Linked DNA regions of Mus musculus: region 1 is linked to region 2. Evidence: chromatin loops called from intact Hi-C (ENCODE). Cell type or tissue: heart. All regions are shown on one strand.

The links. Peaks named below come from ENCODE experiments on the same cell type or tissue, not always from the same donor. Only the 100,000 strongest peaks of a DNase experiment are listed, where the experiment ranks them.
Region 1: a loop joins it to region 2, with 6 times the contacts of the local background. A loop is called at or near these places in 7 of 42 quality-filtered maps.

What each region holds. Positions count from the first base shown.
Region 1 is chr12:75,783,349-75,791,348 of GRCm38, forward strand. The region is part of intron 2 of Gm40447; the gene reads right to left. Among named protein-coding and RNA genes, the nearest start is that of Syne2, 31 kb to the right of the region's middle. In heart, a CTCF peak has its summit at 3,476 (motif pointing right); no DNase peak of the experiment used is centred here.
Region 2 is chr12:76,347,917-76,355,916 of GRCm38, forward strand. Zbtb25 (zinc finger and BTB domain containing 25) reads right to left here. Exons shown (of 3, transcript NM_028356.2): 2 at 7,973-8,000; 3 at 984-2,357. The coding sequence ends at 1,211. Among named protein-coding and RNA genes, the nearest start is that of Zbtb25, 18 kb to the right of the region's middle. In heart, no CTCF peak of the experiment used is centred here; no DNase peak of the experiment used is centred here.

The sequences.
Region 1 (8,000 bases), 560 kb before region 2:
ATGTCTCTGATCTCCTGGAACTGGAGTTATGGATTGCTGTGAGCTACCACACAGGTGCTTGGAATTCAACCTGGGTCCTTTATGGGAGCAACAGGAGCTTTTAACTGCTGAGCTATCTCTCTAGCCTTGAGGGACAATTCTTAAAACATACGTTTCAGTGAAGCACCCTCTGTACAATCTGGGGTGACCAATGTTTTGCAGTTGGGGCATTCAACTTTCTACATAGCAATATGGTGTTGTCATTAACAAATGTGTCGGGCCAAATTCATAGTTATTCTGCGATGTATATGGCTAATGAATGGGCTGCAGACTGGACACCTATGCTAGGTGTTATTCAGTGTTACACTAGAAAAAAAGAGAAGAGGGCACCAGATCCCATTACAGATGGTTGTGAGCTGACATGTGGCTGCTGGGAATTGAACTTAGGAACTCTAGAAGAGCAGTCAATGCTCTTAACCGCTGAGCCATCTCTCCAGCCCAAAGTAATGCTCTCTAGCCTTGGGATCTTCTGTCTCTGTTTCTCTTTTTCTCTTTTTCTATCTCTGTCTGTCTGTCTGTCTGTCTGTCTGTCTCTGTTTCTCTCTGTGTCCGTCCTCTCTAACAGGAAATGCCTTCCTGTACTCTCAGCACTCAGCAGGAGGAAGATCAGGAGGAAGAGAACAGCGGGTGCTACATGAGACCCTGTCTGAAGAATGACAAACCAGGGCTGGAGTGTGGCTCCTTTGGTGATGTGCTTGCCCAGGGTGCATGAGCCCCCCCCCTTCTGGGGGGGGGGAGCGTTCCAGCCCCAGCATTTCTGGACAGGAGTCTTCTTTAGCTATTCAGGTTTTTTCAGATATTGGAACCAGCCGTTCTTCTATGGACTTCTGAGCAAGACTAAGCTTGAAAGAAAACAAAGAACCATTTAGCATTCACTCCAGTGGGTTTGCTTATTTGTTTGATCTACATTAGTGCACTGGACTCTTCTCCCTCTGGCTTCTATTTACCTAGGACTCTGCTGTGATCTCCTCACATTGTGAACTCAACCCAGTGCTCTAGTAGATATTATTTTAGTATTATGCTAAGAGTGTTTCGGAAGTCTGATTACAGTCCATCCATTGTGTGAATGATCGCTATTAAAACCCTTTCTCAATATTGATGGCAAACACCTGTAATCCCAGAGTTCTGGAGGTTGAGGGACAAGTGCCATGAATTCAAGGCTATATAGTAAGTGCCAGATCAGATATAGCTATGGTGTAAGACCTGCCTCCACAATGAAAAATAATAATAAATCACCCCAAATGCACCACACAGAGAACAAGTTTTATCACTTGTCTAAGTGGGTGCCAGGTTTCACCTTGCAGCTGGCTGAACAACTCCACCTACAGCCCAAGATCTGTGGCATATACAGTAGCTGGGAGCATTTCTAGTGTAAGTTTAGATACTTTTCCTTCTGTAGCATTGGCTTGTTGTCTTAGTCAGGGTTTCTACTCCTGCACAAACATCATGACTGAGAAGCAGTTGGTGAGGAAAGGGTTTATTCAGCTTACATTTCCACATTGTTGTTCATCACTGAAGGAAGTCAGGAATGGAACTCACACAGGGCAGGAAGCAGGAGCTGATGCAGAGGCCATGGAGGTATGTTCTTTACTGGCTTGCCTCCCCTGGCTTGCTCAGCCTGCTCTCTTATAGAACCCAAGACTACCAGCCCAGAGATGGTCCCACCCACAATGGGTCCTCCACCCTTGATCACTAGTTGGGAAAATGCCTTACAGCTGGATCTCATGGAGGCATTTCCTCAACTGAAGCTTTCTCTGTGATAACTCCAGCCTGTGTCAAGTTGACAGAAAACCAGCCAGTACAATTGACCCCTTGTCAACTTGACACACAAACACATCACTAGTTAGCCTCAACCCTTAGTTACTTATTCAGCCCCAAGATCTAAATAACTTTAAAAGTCCTACAGTCTTTACATATTCTTAAATTTTCAATCTCCTTAAAATATCCAATCTCTTTTAAAATTCAAAGTCTCTTAACTGTGGGCTCCACTAAAATACTTTCTTCCTTCAAGAGGGAAAAATATCAGGGCACAGTCACAATCAAAAGCAAAAATTAAACTCCAACTGTCCAATGTCTGGGATTCAATTCATGATCTTTTGGGCTCCTCCAAGGGCTTGGGTCACTTCTCCAGTCCTGTCCTTTGTAGCACACAGCTTGTCTTTTAGGGTCCAGATGCCTGTACTCCACTGTTGCTGCTGTTCTTGGTGGTCATCTCATGGTACTGGAATCTCCAAAACACTGCGTCTTCCACTGTAACTTGGCTTCAACAATAGCCTCTCATAGGCTCTCTTCATGGTGCCAAGTCTCAACTCCTTTACATGACCCCTTCAGTCCTGGGCCATCAGTTGCAATTGAGGCTGCACCTTCACCAATGGCCTTCCATGGCCTCTCACAGTGCCGAGCCTCAGCTGCTCTGCATGACACCCTTCAGGCCTTCAAAACCAGTACCACCTGGGTGACACTTACACATTACCAAGTCCAGCCACAGCACAAGGTACAACCTTGGCCATCTCTGGAACACAGCCTCTGTGCTCTCAGAAAACACTTCCCAGAAGATTTCACCTCAATGATGCTGGTCTCTTCTTAATCACCGCTAATTTCTTAGCTCCAGCTAACCAGCATCAATAGTCCCAGTAATGCAAACTTTTCACTTTAGTAGTTCTAGTATTTTGTTAATCACAGCTGATTTTTCAGCCCCAGCTAACCAGAACCACAGAATCTTCACAATCAAAATACCAATGGCCCTGAAAAGAGTCTTTAATCTTCCCTTTGAAATTTCACAAGTCAGGCCTCGATCTTCTGCACTGTTCTCAACATTATCTTCCAAGCTCCTACACAACATCCCACAGAGCTCTTAAAACCAAATGGATCTTTTAGCTTAAAGTTCCAAAGTCCTTCCACAGTCCTCCCCAAAACATGGTCAGGTTGTCACAGGAATACGCCACTTATTATACCAGTTTGTCTTAATCAGGGTTTCTATTCCTGCACAAACATCATGACCAAGAAGCAGTTGGGGAGGAAAAGATTTATCCAGCGTACACGTCTACATTGCTGTTCATCACTGAAGGAAGTCAGGACTGGAACTCACACAGGGCAGGAAGCAGGAGCTGATGCAGGGGCCATGGAGGGATGTTACTTACTGGCTTGCTTCCCCTGGCTTGCTCAGCCTGCTCTCTTATAGAACCCAAGACTACCAGCCCAGAGATGGTCCCACCCACAAGGGGCCTTTCCCCCCTTGATCACTAGATGAGAAAATGCCTTATAGCTGGATCTCGTGGAGGCATTTCCTCAACTGAAGCTCCTTTCTCTGTGATAACTCCAGCTGTGTCAAGTTGACACAAAACCAGCCAGTACTCTTGTATTTAAGAAAAACAAATTTATTAAGGGTCACATTTTTTTCCCTAATTGACAAATAGAAAATTTTGATGTTGTTTGGTAGCATACTCAACTATCTTCTCCACTAGATGTCACTGTTGCACTTTAAAAACGAATATGCTACACTTGCATTAAGAAAGTAACATTATTTAGCCCATGGACAGGGACTCCTGTCCTCCCTCCCTTTCTCCATCTTTCTCTCCCTCCTGACAGGAAGCACTCATCAGCGGGATGGGACATGGTGGTGTTTGCCCCAGTTTCATTACCCCAGGAGGAAGTAGAAAGATTTAGAGTTTGAGGCCTGGCTGAACCATGTGAGATACTGTTTGGGGAAAAACCAAACCAAACCAAACCAAACAAAAAACACCAACAATCAAAAATAGGAAAGAGAAGGAAGGGGGAGGAGAAAGATGAGGGGAAAAAGGAAATTGAAAGATGAGAAGGAGGAGGAGAAATAGGGGAGGAGGGAGGGAAGGAGGGATGGGAGAGGGAGGGAATACTACTAAGACCCAGACACAATGGAGCACTCAGCACTCAGGTGGCAGAGACAGGGGCATTAAGAAAGTAACATTATTTAGCCCATGGACAGGGACTCCTGTCCTCCCTCCCTTTCTCCATCTTTCTCTCCCTCCTGACAGGAAGCACTCATCAGCGGGATGGGACATGGTGGTGTTTGCCCCAGTTTCATTACCCCAGGAGGAAGTAGAAAGATTTATGAGTTCAAAGCTAACCAAGGCTGCATGGTGAGACCTTGTCTCAAAAAAGGGAAAGAAACCTCATCAGGGGTTCTTATCAGTAGGCAAGTATTCAAAAGGGACGGGGTAAGATTTTGTTGCACAGTTTTGTGTGTCCAGATGATAAAGAAAAATCCAAAGTCTATTAAAGAACGGCTGAAACAGGGACAAGCAATGGACCCTAAAGAATTAGAATTGTCCTAGGAATCCCATACCAGAGCTGAGAATGGGATGAACTCTGCCCCCAGGATGAGATTCAGACAGCCAAGTCATCATGCCCACCGTCCCCAGCTGAATCTAGTCCTTGGGCCTCTGGTTCCTTTTGTTTCTTTCAGAAAGACTAAGAGTATGAGGGCTTAGCTCTCCAGTTCTGCCTAAAGTATAAATAAGCCCAGATTCTTTTAGTGGTTTTCAATCTCTTTTTAAAATACAGAGACCATAAAATAGAGGCTCATAGACCTAAGTGACTGGCAAGGCGGCTGGTCTGTCTACTAAAGCATGATGACTTTAACGTTAGGCCTTTATTTTCTCCTCTTCTTCCTCCTCTTCTTCTTTTTAATTACTTGATTCTAGGACTCGGTCTCATAAAGAAGTTCCTTTTTGGTGAATCGTTTTGAGGTGAGGCAAAATGGCAGGGAAAGAAAGGACACGAAGAGGGTAGGGAGACCCCCAAACTCTAGAGTCTGGGTGAAGCCTCCCACTTGAGAATCAAGGTTACCAGCCCAACTAACCTTTGCTGTGAAGGTTGCAGGTAAAAACAATTTCTTTTTTCCTTTCTTTTTCTTTCTTTCTTTTTCTTTTTTCTTTTTTAACACAATTTCTTTTATGTAGAAGCACTTCAAGAAAGCATGTTCAAGAACAACAAGCCAGTTAGAAGGTATGATTCTGGGTAGCATGACACCCTTCTCCCAGGCGCTCACAGCAGAGCTACTGACTTAGTTTGCAGTGAGGATACCCTATTTTCCTGTCTCCACATCTACAGTTTTTTTGCCTTATGACTTTGTTAGCCTGTCTGGTTGCCCTCAGGAGCTAGCCTGGGATCTCATTTAAACTCCTTAGCAATCCTTTGAAGATAAGTCCAGAATGCACCTAAGCCCTATCTATGGCTAAAGAAAACAGAGTTAAGTGAGTTTAGGCGTTCCTTTGTGGAGTTGAGCAACTTCAGGCTTCAGCAGAAATGTAAGTTATTAATGTCTTTAAATCTCTTCTCTCTTCCTCCCGCCCCTCTGTGTGCATGTTCTCTGTGTGTATGTTCATGTGTGTATGCTGGTGCCATAATCCTATGAGGTAAGTGTGGTGGTCAGATGACAACCTCAGGTGTCAGTCTTAATCTTTTACCTTGTTTGGGACAAGGTTTCTTGTCCATTGCTGGGCATTCCAAGCTAGCTGGCCCAAGAGCTTCCAGGAATCTCCTGCCTGCCTCCCACCTTACTGTAGGAGCTCCGGGATTACAAACATATCCTACTGTCTCTGGCTTTACAGGGGATCCAGGCTCAGGCTTCATGTTATGCAGCGAGTTCATTACCCACCAAGCCATCTCTCCAACCTTTAATAAACTTCCCATGTTCCAGACTGGCTTTTCCTGAAACTCCTTTCTGTGGTGAATCCAAGGATCCAGCTTTACCTGAGTTGCTGAAGGCTTAAAGGAATTCCTAACACTGCTTGCTGTATGTAAGGGCAGGAAGCAGTGTGCGGCGTCTCCCACCCCTCTCACCACCATGCACACACACCTGACAGTTTGACTCTGCGGCCTGTTTGGTTTACAGCCCAGGGCCAGCCTTCTGTTGCTGAAGGTGGTTAGAAAATGCCTCATCTTCTTTCCTTTATTTGTTGACCCGAGTTGTGATGCAGTTGATCAAAACGTCAAGTACAGTAAAGTTCAATGTTAAAATAATTAGATAAAAAATTCTTTATTTAAATAACTGCAAAGACAAGAACTTAATTTCCTTTTGCTATACTAACAAAATGGGGGTAGGGGTAGGAGTCCTAGAATATTCTGAGCTGTTATATTTTTTTTCCCTTCTTCCTGAAGTTAGGTTGAAACCTAACAGACTTGAGCACAGTGGGATTCTGGCAGATTCAGTGCTTCTCAGGTAAGGTGCAAGTGCCCCACAGGATTGCCCAGCTGACATCAGCCTGCCAATGGTAACCCAAGCAGACAGGCGAACAACAGGCCCTCACACGAGAGAAAGGGAAACAGAAGCTCCCGGTGTGTGGGTGTGCACTGACTTGCGTCATGGGGCTCATCAACACTTTGAAGAAAAAAGATGTTTTTAAAAAATCTCCATCTGTCTAGAAATTGAGGGGGGAAAAAGCCTACTGAATCTTATATAGGGAAAGAAAATACCATGAAATGTTTAAACTATCCTGAATAAACTATGTCAAAATATAAAATAGTTCTGAGGGACTAAAATGCAACATTAAAATCGAAAGGGATTTTTGTTGTTGTTTGTTTGTTTGTTTCTGAGACAGAGTGTCTCGGGTTTCCCCGGCTGGACACCTTTCTGTAGACCAGGCTGGCCTCAAGAACTCACAGAGATCTCAGGTGTGTGCCACCACCACCCAGATTGAAATTTTGTTTGTTTGCTTGGTTTGTTCTTGTTTTTTGTTTGTTTGTTTGTTTGTTTTGTTTTTGTTTTTTTTTTAAGATTCCGCATCAATAGCCTACATTTTTGTCCTTTTGAGACAGGATAGCACCAATTCATAGAGACCCACCTGCCTCTGTCTCCCGAGTGCGGGATTAAAGGTGTGCGCCACTGCGTGTGCTTGGTTTACAAACCGCTTTCAAACAGGATTTTGGTTTCTTTGAAAAAACACAGAACTATTCTGTGACTATGTTTTTGTTTAATGTGAGGCTGCCGCAGATTGTCCACTTGTGCTCCAACAGGGGTGGGATTTTGCCAGCTGCAGAGAGGTTCTGTGATGGTGTGACGCTTGGAATTCTGGGGACTTTTCAGAGTGTATATAAGCCAGGCTGGAGAATTGGCTCAGCAGTTAAGAGCACTGACTGCTCTTCCAGAGGTCCTGAGTTCAATTCCCAGCAACCACATGGTGGCTAAAAACCATCTGTACTGGGATCTGAAGACAGCAACAGTGTGTGTGTGTGTGTGTGTGTAAAACAAATAAATCCTAAAAATAAATAGATAGATAGATGGATGGATGGATAGATAGACAGACAGACAGATGCTAAGGCCCCAAGAGGTGTGTTTGTTGTTGTTGGTCTGCTGTTGGTTGCTGTTTGTTAAGTAGTCTTGTGTGAAGAATGAGGAGGAGGAAGAAGAGGAGGAGGGAGGAGGAAGGGGAGGAAGAGGAGGAGGAGAAGAAGAAAGTAGATATCCTGACGGTAAAGATAAAACTTGCCCCAAAGAACTCAATACCCCTAACCAGTATTCTGTTTTTCATCTCCTATCTAGTCTTAGGGTGTTGAAAATGTGGGAGAATGGAGGAAGAAAAAAGAACTCAGAAATTAGACAAAGTACTAAATGACAGGTCACAAAACAACCACACCCCCTATCTCCCACCCCTCACCCCCACGCTGGAGGGGAAGCTCAGAAGTTAAGAACATTTGTTGTTCTTGCAGAAGAGTAGGTTTGATTCCCAGCACCCACATGATAGCCAACCACTGTCTGTGACTCCAATTCCAGGGGGTCTGATACCTTTCCTGACTCCCCAGGCTAGCGCACACAAAAGGTGCAAGAACGTACACTTAGGCACACACACACACACACACACACACACACACACACACACACACACAATACATTTCCATTTATGTGTTGATTTTATTTATTTGCTTGGCTGCCCTGGACTATAGACCACGCCTCAAATTCATAGGAATTCACCTGTCTCTTC
Region 2 (8,000 bases):
ATGGGTTTTAAGTAGGTCTGGAATGCTCAGTGCATCCACTCCACTGCTTTTACTAACAGAAAAGCGAAAGCTACACCATTGTCAAATCACCCTTATGAGTGACTTTTAGAAAAAAAAACTATCATCAACCCAGGCAGCCTTAATAAGTCTGCAACATTAAGTCAGGGAGATGATACGTATCTTACCATTTTCCTCTTCAAACTTAGGTGATCCTCTTGCTATAAACACCTGAAGGTGTCCAAGAGCACACTGGAGATCTGCCTATCCGCACAAGGTTGGCTCACACAGACCTGTATGACCACTTACGTGAATGCACTGTTTCTCTGCTCAAGCCTTCTTCACTACTGACTTCTCCAGTCCTTCCTTTTAGCTAAAATATTTATTAAAAATGAGGTATACTTGATGGCTAATAAATAAAAGGCCATATAAGAGGTTGGAATGCTAGTAAGTACAGTTAAAACTACTTGTGATTTGGTATAGCCATGTCTTAAAACAAAACAAACTTTTTATACATTATAATATATAGTTATACATTAAAGTAACTACTTACTTCATATATATATATGTGTGTGTGTGTGTGTATATATATATATATGTATATATATATATATATATATATATATATATATATATATATATACACATACATATATTTATACATTAAAATGATTGATTTCCTATATGGCTGAAAATATTTAAAAAATCATTTTCCTAAGAGCATAATTCACATGAAACCTAAGACAAGTGACAGTTTAGAAGTGTATCTGTGTGTGTGCATGTGAGTGTATGCTGGACACTGAACCTAGGGCCTCACACACACTAGGCAAGTACTCTACAGATGAGCTTCAATCCCAGTCTCTAAAATATTCTCTAAAACAGATCTCATCTGCTTCATAGTCAAGTTCATTTTACTGATTCTGCAACCTGGAAAAACAAGAGATTTTATAAATAATCACTCACTCTTAAAGTTTCTACATTAACTTCTGATTTTCAAATTATGATTTAATGTATAGAAAAGCTCATAGGATAATTTGAAAGTTATGTTTAATAGCCATGTCTTATAATGAGAACTGGTTTGTTCAACCTCAAAACACACAACAGATAATATTTTAAGTCAAAAGACCATGAGGAGCTAACTAACTAATTTATGATTAGAAATGGCGTGTAAATCTCCTCCAAGATCAGTATAAAAGTTCTGCCCGAGAAGCTGCTACTCAACGAGGATGGTGTCCACACCCGCTTGTGTGAGCTCTGACTCTAAGGCACAAGGCAAGTCTAAATGTTCTTGTGACAAGCGAGAGCTTTTTAAGGGGACATCGGGCCAGCTGTCACAATACTGCTGAAACCTCTGGGCCAATGAGTTTCCAAACCTTTGGCAACGGTTATATCTGTAGGATTTACCTTTGTGTGTATACATGTGTTCCAGTAACTGGCTCTTTCGAAGAAATTTATGACCACAGATGGTACAACTGATTTTTCTTTTCCTTGAAAAAGAAAAATTACAGTTTAATTCTACTGGCTCTGTGTCTTTGGAGATCAAAGATACTTGACTAATCTGCAAAGGCTCTGAGGTGCCTCGGCTCGAGTGCTCAGGTGATGGCTGCTGCTGCTCATTCTCCTTGACAATGAAGGAGCTGAGCCTCCGGCATTCAAGAGCCTCACTGCTGTCACTAAGTGGATGCACTTCACCAAGGTCATTACTTTCCAAAATGGAAGCAGGGACACCGAACGGGAGAGATCTGGACACGTGGGTATGGAGGTGTTGTCTCAGGTTACTTCGGGATTCAAAGCGCTCCCCACAGTAATGGCATAAGTGGACTTTGATACTGTTTTCTGTAAAAGAGGGGCCAGTCACCTCTGATGAGGATGAGGAGTGGCTTTGGGAGATCACAGACTCTGGATCACATCTCTCCTGCTTGATGGACACTGGGGGCTTCTGGTGCTCCTCCACGGCCTGGGCAGCAGGATGGGTCCTCTGCTGCTCCGCACCGCTGCCATCATCTAGCCCAATTGCCAGAGAGAGCTGCAGCTGGGGGTGGTCACCTGGGACAGCAGCTCTGTTTCCACTGCTACTGGGAGGAGTTTCTTTGATCTCCAGCCCTTGTTTGACAGCTGTTTTCTGGGTTGTTGAAATCTGAATACCATACAAATTAGATGTCTGCACAGTCTCTGGTGAGAACACTTGATTCATTTCAGTTGCAATGTGAGAAAGGTAGTCAGCGTGAAGAAATCGGATCCCTTCCTCCAAACGACTATGATCCACAATCTGTTTTGGCCCTTTTCCTGTGTACATAATATGCAACAAGTAGCTGAATATATCGGGCTGGATGTCAGCTGGTTGTATTTTTATGCATTCACTGTTAAAACAAAAACAAACCCAAACAAAATGAAATACAATCTAGTTGGCCTTTTGGTTTCTAACAATCTTAGGTTAAAACAAATTCTCCCCTAGAGGTTTAAACCTGGCAATCTGCCTTGATGAAACACAACAGGAAAAATCAGTCTTCGAATTTAACTGCTTTTATGGTTCATCAACAAGGCTTTGTGTGTCCAACCTGCTGCCTAACAGCAGGAAACGCAGAGATGCTCAGACTAGTTCACCACCAGGTGACTCCTAAGCAGTACAGACTACTCTAGGTACAAGAGGATAGAGACTAGTGACTAAAATAGTGCTCTGCGTTTACACTGAACATACAGTGAAAGCAACTAACACAGAAACTGGAAAGGATGCCTGTACACTGGTGTTCACGATACCATTATTTACAGTAGCTAAAAGCTGGGAACAACTAAATACCCATCAAAGATGAATGGAGTCAGGTGTTGTGGTGCAGCCTTTAATCCAAGCACTTGGGAGGCTGAGGCAGGTGAATCTCTTTGAATTTGAGGCCAGCCTGGTCTAAATAGAGAGTTCCAGAACAGCCAGAGCTACATAGACAGACCCTGTCCCAAAAAAGAAATAATAAAAGAAAAAAAGAGAGGAAGAGAAAAACAATGGGTTAGCAAAGCAGGCTGTAAAAACATGACGCACGCCATCCTGCCAAGGACAAGGAACTTCTGGGATGGGTTATAACTTTGAACTCTTGAAAACATACTAAGTAAAAAAAAAAGAAAAAAGAAAAAAGAAAAGAAAAGACACAAAAGGCCCAAAATTGTATGGTACCACATTCATGAAATATCTAAATCAGAACCGGGCCATTAGTCCCAGCACTCATGGACAGTCAGGGATAAAGAAAACCCTCTCTGAAAAAAACCAAAACCAGCAAAAGAAGAAACATCTAAGACAACACTTACAAAGACACAGAACTGGGCTGGACAAAGGGCTCAGTGGTTAAAAATATTTGCTGTTCTTCTAGAAGACCTGGTTTTGATTCCCAGCACCCATATGGTGCCTCACAATCGTTTGTGACTCCAGTTCCAGGGGACCAGATGCCCTCTTTTGGCTTAGTGCGCACCAGGCATGCAGGTGGAACACAGACATCATTCAGGCCACACACCCATATACAAGGCATATGAATGTAATTACTGCCATTTAGCTGGATGATTTTAAAGTGTTAATTATAGAGACCCTCCTCCGAAAACCAAAACCAGGGGCCTAGAGAGATGTCTCAGTGCTTAAGAGCACTCACTGCTCTGGCAGAGGACCTGGCTTCAGTTTCCAGCACCCATATAACAGCTCACATCATGCAGACAAAACACTCATACACATAAAAAATCTTAAAAACTAAAAAACAAAATGACAATCAAACAACCAAAAGCAAACCAAACCAACAAAATATTCATATTTTTAAAGGTATATAATGAAACTGTTAATGTTTAAAATGTAAATGAAACGTTTTGGTTCTAAATCTTTAACTCACAAGTAAATACAAGTATAATTTTGAAAAGCATCCTAGGAATTTCAAAGGCAATATGGTTACTAGATAGCATAACAAGGCAGAAGTCAGTGAACTTAAGAGCAGGCGCACCAAAGGGAGATGATGCACTTGAAGAAACGGTGGGCAGCGTCGGTGCACTGTTCCCCTGAAGCAGTTTATTCTGGGAGCCAGGATATTGACAATCTAGTTTCTCTAGTCCTTCATTCCTGACATCCCTGCTTCCTCTCTCAGGTTTCACTCTTTGATCCACTCTGTCTACTCACCAGCATGTTCTATGACATGCATTCTGGGGGTGTAAATTCTGTTACCTAAAGATGTTTGATCAATACAAACACAACACAAGGCAGGCCTCACCTCATTAGGTATTTATTTACATTTCAAATGTTCCTTTTCCTGGTTTCCCCTCTGAAAACCCCCTATCCCCTCCCCTCTCCCCCTGCTCACCAACCCACCCACTCCTGCTTCCTGGCCCTGCATTCCCTACCTGGGGCATCCAGCCTTCACAGGACCAAGGGCCTCTCCTCCCATTGATGACTGACTAGGCCATCCTCTGCTACATATACAGCTAGAGACACGAGTCCCACCATGTGTCTTCCTTGACTGATGGTTTAGTCCCTGGGAGCTCTGGGGGGTACTGGTTAGTTCATATTGTTGTTCCTCCTATGGGGCTGCAAACCCCTTCAGCTCCTTGGGTACTTTATCTAGCTCCTTCATTGGGGACCCTGTGCTCAGTCCAATGTTAGGCTGTGAGGATCCACCGCTGTATTTGTCAGGCATTGGTGGAGCCTCTCCGGAGACAGCTATAACAGGCTTCTGTCAGTAAGCACTTGATGGCATCCACAAAAGTGATTGCATTTGGTGATTAGATATGGGATGAATCCCCAGGTGGGGCAGTCTCCAGCTGGTCATTCCTTCAGTCTCTGCTCCACACTCTTGTCTCTCTAACTCCTTCAATGCCTGTGTTTAGATGGTGCTTTAGAAGCTAAACAACTCACAGCTCAGAGCAGACTGGGTGGAAGATAGCATTTATAATGTGGTGAGTGTAATCTACGGTGTCACATCAGAGACAAAACACCTCTAGCAGGATTTCACTCCAACCTCATCTTTGTACTGTGCCACACTTTCTAGCCATCTTATCTACTCTGTTGTCTGAATGATCATTTTATATCATTTTTATATCATTTTATATCACCTTTGCTTCTGTGACGGTTTGTATATGCTTGGCTTAGGAAGTGGCACTAGGTGGCCTTGTTGGAATAGGTGTGTCACTGTGGGTGTGGGCTTTAAGACCCTCATCCTAGCTGCCTGGAAGTCAGTATTCTGCTAGCAGCTTTCAGATGAAGATGCAGAACTCTCAGCTCCTCCTACAACATGCCTGACTGGATGCTGCCATGTTCCCACCTTGATGATAATGAACAGAACCTCTGAACCTGTAAGCCAGCCCCAATTAAATATTGTCCTTATACCGGGCAGTGGTGGTGCACGCCTTTAATCCCAGCACTTGGGAAGCAGAGGCAGGCAGATTTCTGAGTTCCAGGCCAGCCTGGTCCACAGAGTGAGTTCCAGGACAGCCAGGGTTACACAGAGAAACCCTGTCTCAAAAAAACAAACAAAAAAATGTCCTTAAAAGAGTTGCCATGGTCATGGTGTCTGTTCACAGCAGTAAAACCCTAAGACAACTTCTTTCTTTCTTTTTTCTTTTTCTAAGACAGAGTTTTAATATGTAGTCCAGGCCTGGTACTGCAGTATAGTACAGGCTGGACCCAAACTCACAGTGATTCTCCTGTCTCTGTACCTAAAATGCTAGGAATATAAACATTAGCTACCACACCTGGCTGGGCTAAGCCTTTAATTAATCTTAGTTATATTTGTTTTTATTAGTATGCTCTACGATGGATACCATGAACTGAGTTTAACAGTGATACATAAATATTATGGACCAAATCGTGATCCATGCTATTTCCCCTCCTTATTATTTTAATACCCCTCCTTATATTCCTCTGCAACATCTGAAAGACTCTTCATTTTTCAGATTTGTAAAGTCTGTTTCAAAATTCTGAAAACAGGCCTGCTAGAAGTCTTCTACTTTGTGTACACCTGATGTTTGACACCATCTTACTAACGACAAAGCTCTGCTCTAAACACTTTAATGTCACTAATCCACTGAACTCTTTTAATACCCAGAAGGAGAGTGTATTATTGCAGCATTTAACAGACAAGAAAACTCAAAGTGTTAGGGCTTGAACATGCACTATCCCCTGAAAGCTTAGGTGTACAGTCTTACAGCCTTGGTGGCCAGCTGATGGGCTCTGGGGAAGTGACTAGGTCACGAGGACTCTGGCTTCACCGGTGTAGTCTCCACTCACAGAGTCACAATGTCATGTGCCTGAATTACTTGGAGGTGGGAGACACTGGGAGATGGGGCCAAGGTGGAAGAAGAGTGGAAGAAGAGCCGCTCATGCCAGGGCTGCTTATCTAGTCCCGGTCATCACTGCATACCACAAAGTGCCTGCCTACTACAAAGTGCGTAGCTTTCCTGTTACGCCTTCTTTCATGGTACCTCTGCCTTCCCAGTGTTAAAGTCATGGGCGCCAGGCAGCTGCAAGTGCACTAAAGCCTGAGGCTGCAAGCACAACACATCCTTGTTTTCTTAGGCATCTGTCACAGCACCAGGGAGGGTCTAACACAAGACACATCAATTATTTGCTTTACATTTAATTCTCTATCAGACTATAGATTTCTTGAAAATCTACACACACACACACACACACAGAGAGAGAGAGAGAGAAAATATTTAAATGATTGAACAGTTAAATAAAATATATATAACTGGGATTTGATACCTCAATTTTATGTAAGGTCCTTTAAAAGCAAAAAAAAAAAAAAAAAACCCAACAACCCACTAAATATACAGGGTACCAAGCCTGGTGGCTTGGGCTATGGCTCTAGCTACTCAGAAGGCTGAGGCAGGAAGATCACAAGTTCAAGGTCCTCCTGGGCTACAGAGTGAGTTCAAGGGCAGCCTGGGCAACTCAGTAAGACTCTATGGCAAAATTTATAAATAAATAAATAAATAAATAAATAAATAAGCAAGCAAGCAAGCAAGCAAGCAAGCAAGCGAGTAAGCAATAGTCTAGAACTGTCTAAACATAGACTAGACTAAAATTAATCTTTCCAAGAGCTCAGAATTTGAATTCCCATACTACCAAAATTCAAAAAATGCAAAAGAACACAAAAACAGAAAATGTGAAATAAACACTCTGACTGGTGATGTCCATCTGTGATGGGACAATGTGACACTGAAATGATGTTACACCAGTATCAACAGCCCAGTGCTTAAGCACACAGGTTAACTTCAGACTTACACTTGAGCCCAACCCATCAGCTATTTACTCCTGGATGGGCCATTTAACAGCTCAGTCTCAGCTGCCTTTTTTCAGCTACCACCAGCATAACAGTGGAACTTACATTATAGGACTTCATGTTTGGGTATTGGCTAAGCCTTTTTTGTTGGTAGTGGGTTTTTTGAGACAGGATCTCATTAGGCAGCTTTGGTTAGCCTAGAACTCACAATGTAGACAAGCTGGCCTTAAACTTAAGAGATCCCCTTGCCTCTGCTACCTGAGTGATAAGATTAAAGGAATACAGCCCCACACTGGACTGGGCTAAGCCTTTAATCAATTTGAGTTATACCTGTTTTTATTAAGTATGTTTTACCATGGATACCATGTACTGAGTTTAATACTGATATGTGTGTGTGTATATATATTATAATTAAAAATTTGTATTAGGATAACCCAATAATAAGCCCTTAAACATTGATTCTCAACCTGTGGGTTGCAACCCCTCTAGGGTCAAAAAATCCTTTCACGGGGTCAACTATCAGATACCCTGCATATCAGATATTTATATTACGATTCATAACAGCAAAGTTATGGTTATGAAATAGCAACGAAATAATTTTATGGTTGGAGGTTACCACAACATGAGGAACTATATTAAAGGGTCTCAGCATTAGGAAGGTTGAGTAACCACTGCCTTAAATGATATAATTGTAAATATTAAAAAAATTATCATTTACAAAAGCCCCTTCTTACCTTGTTTGGTGAATAAAAATCATCTTGA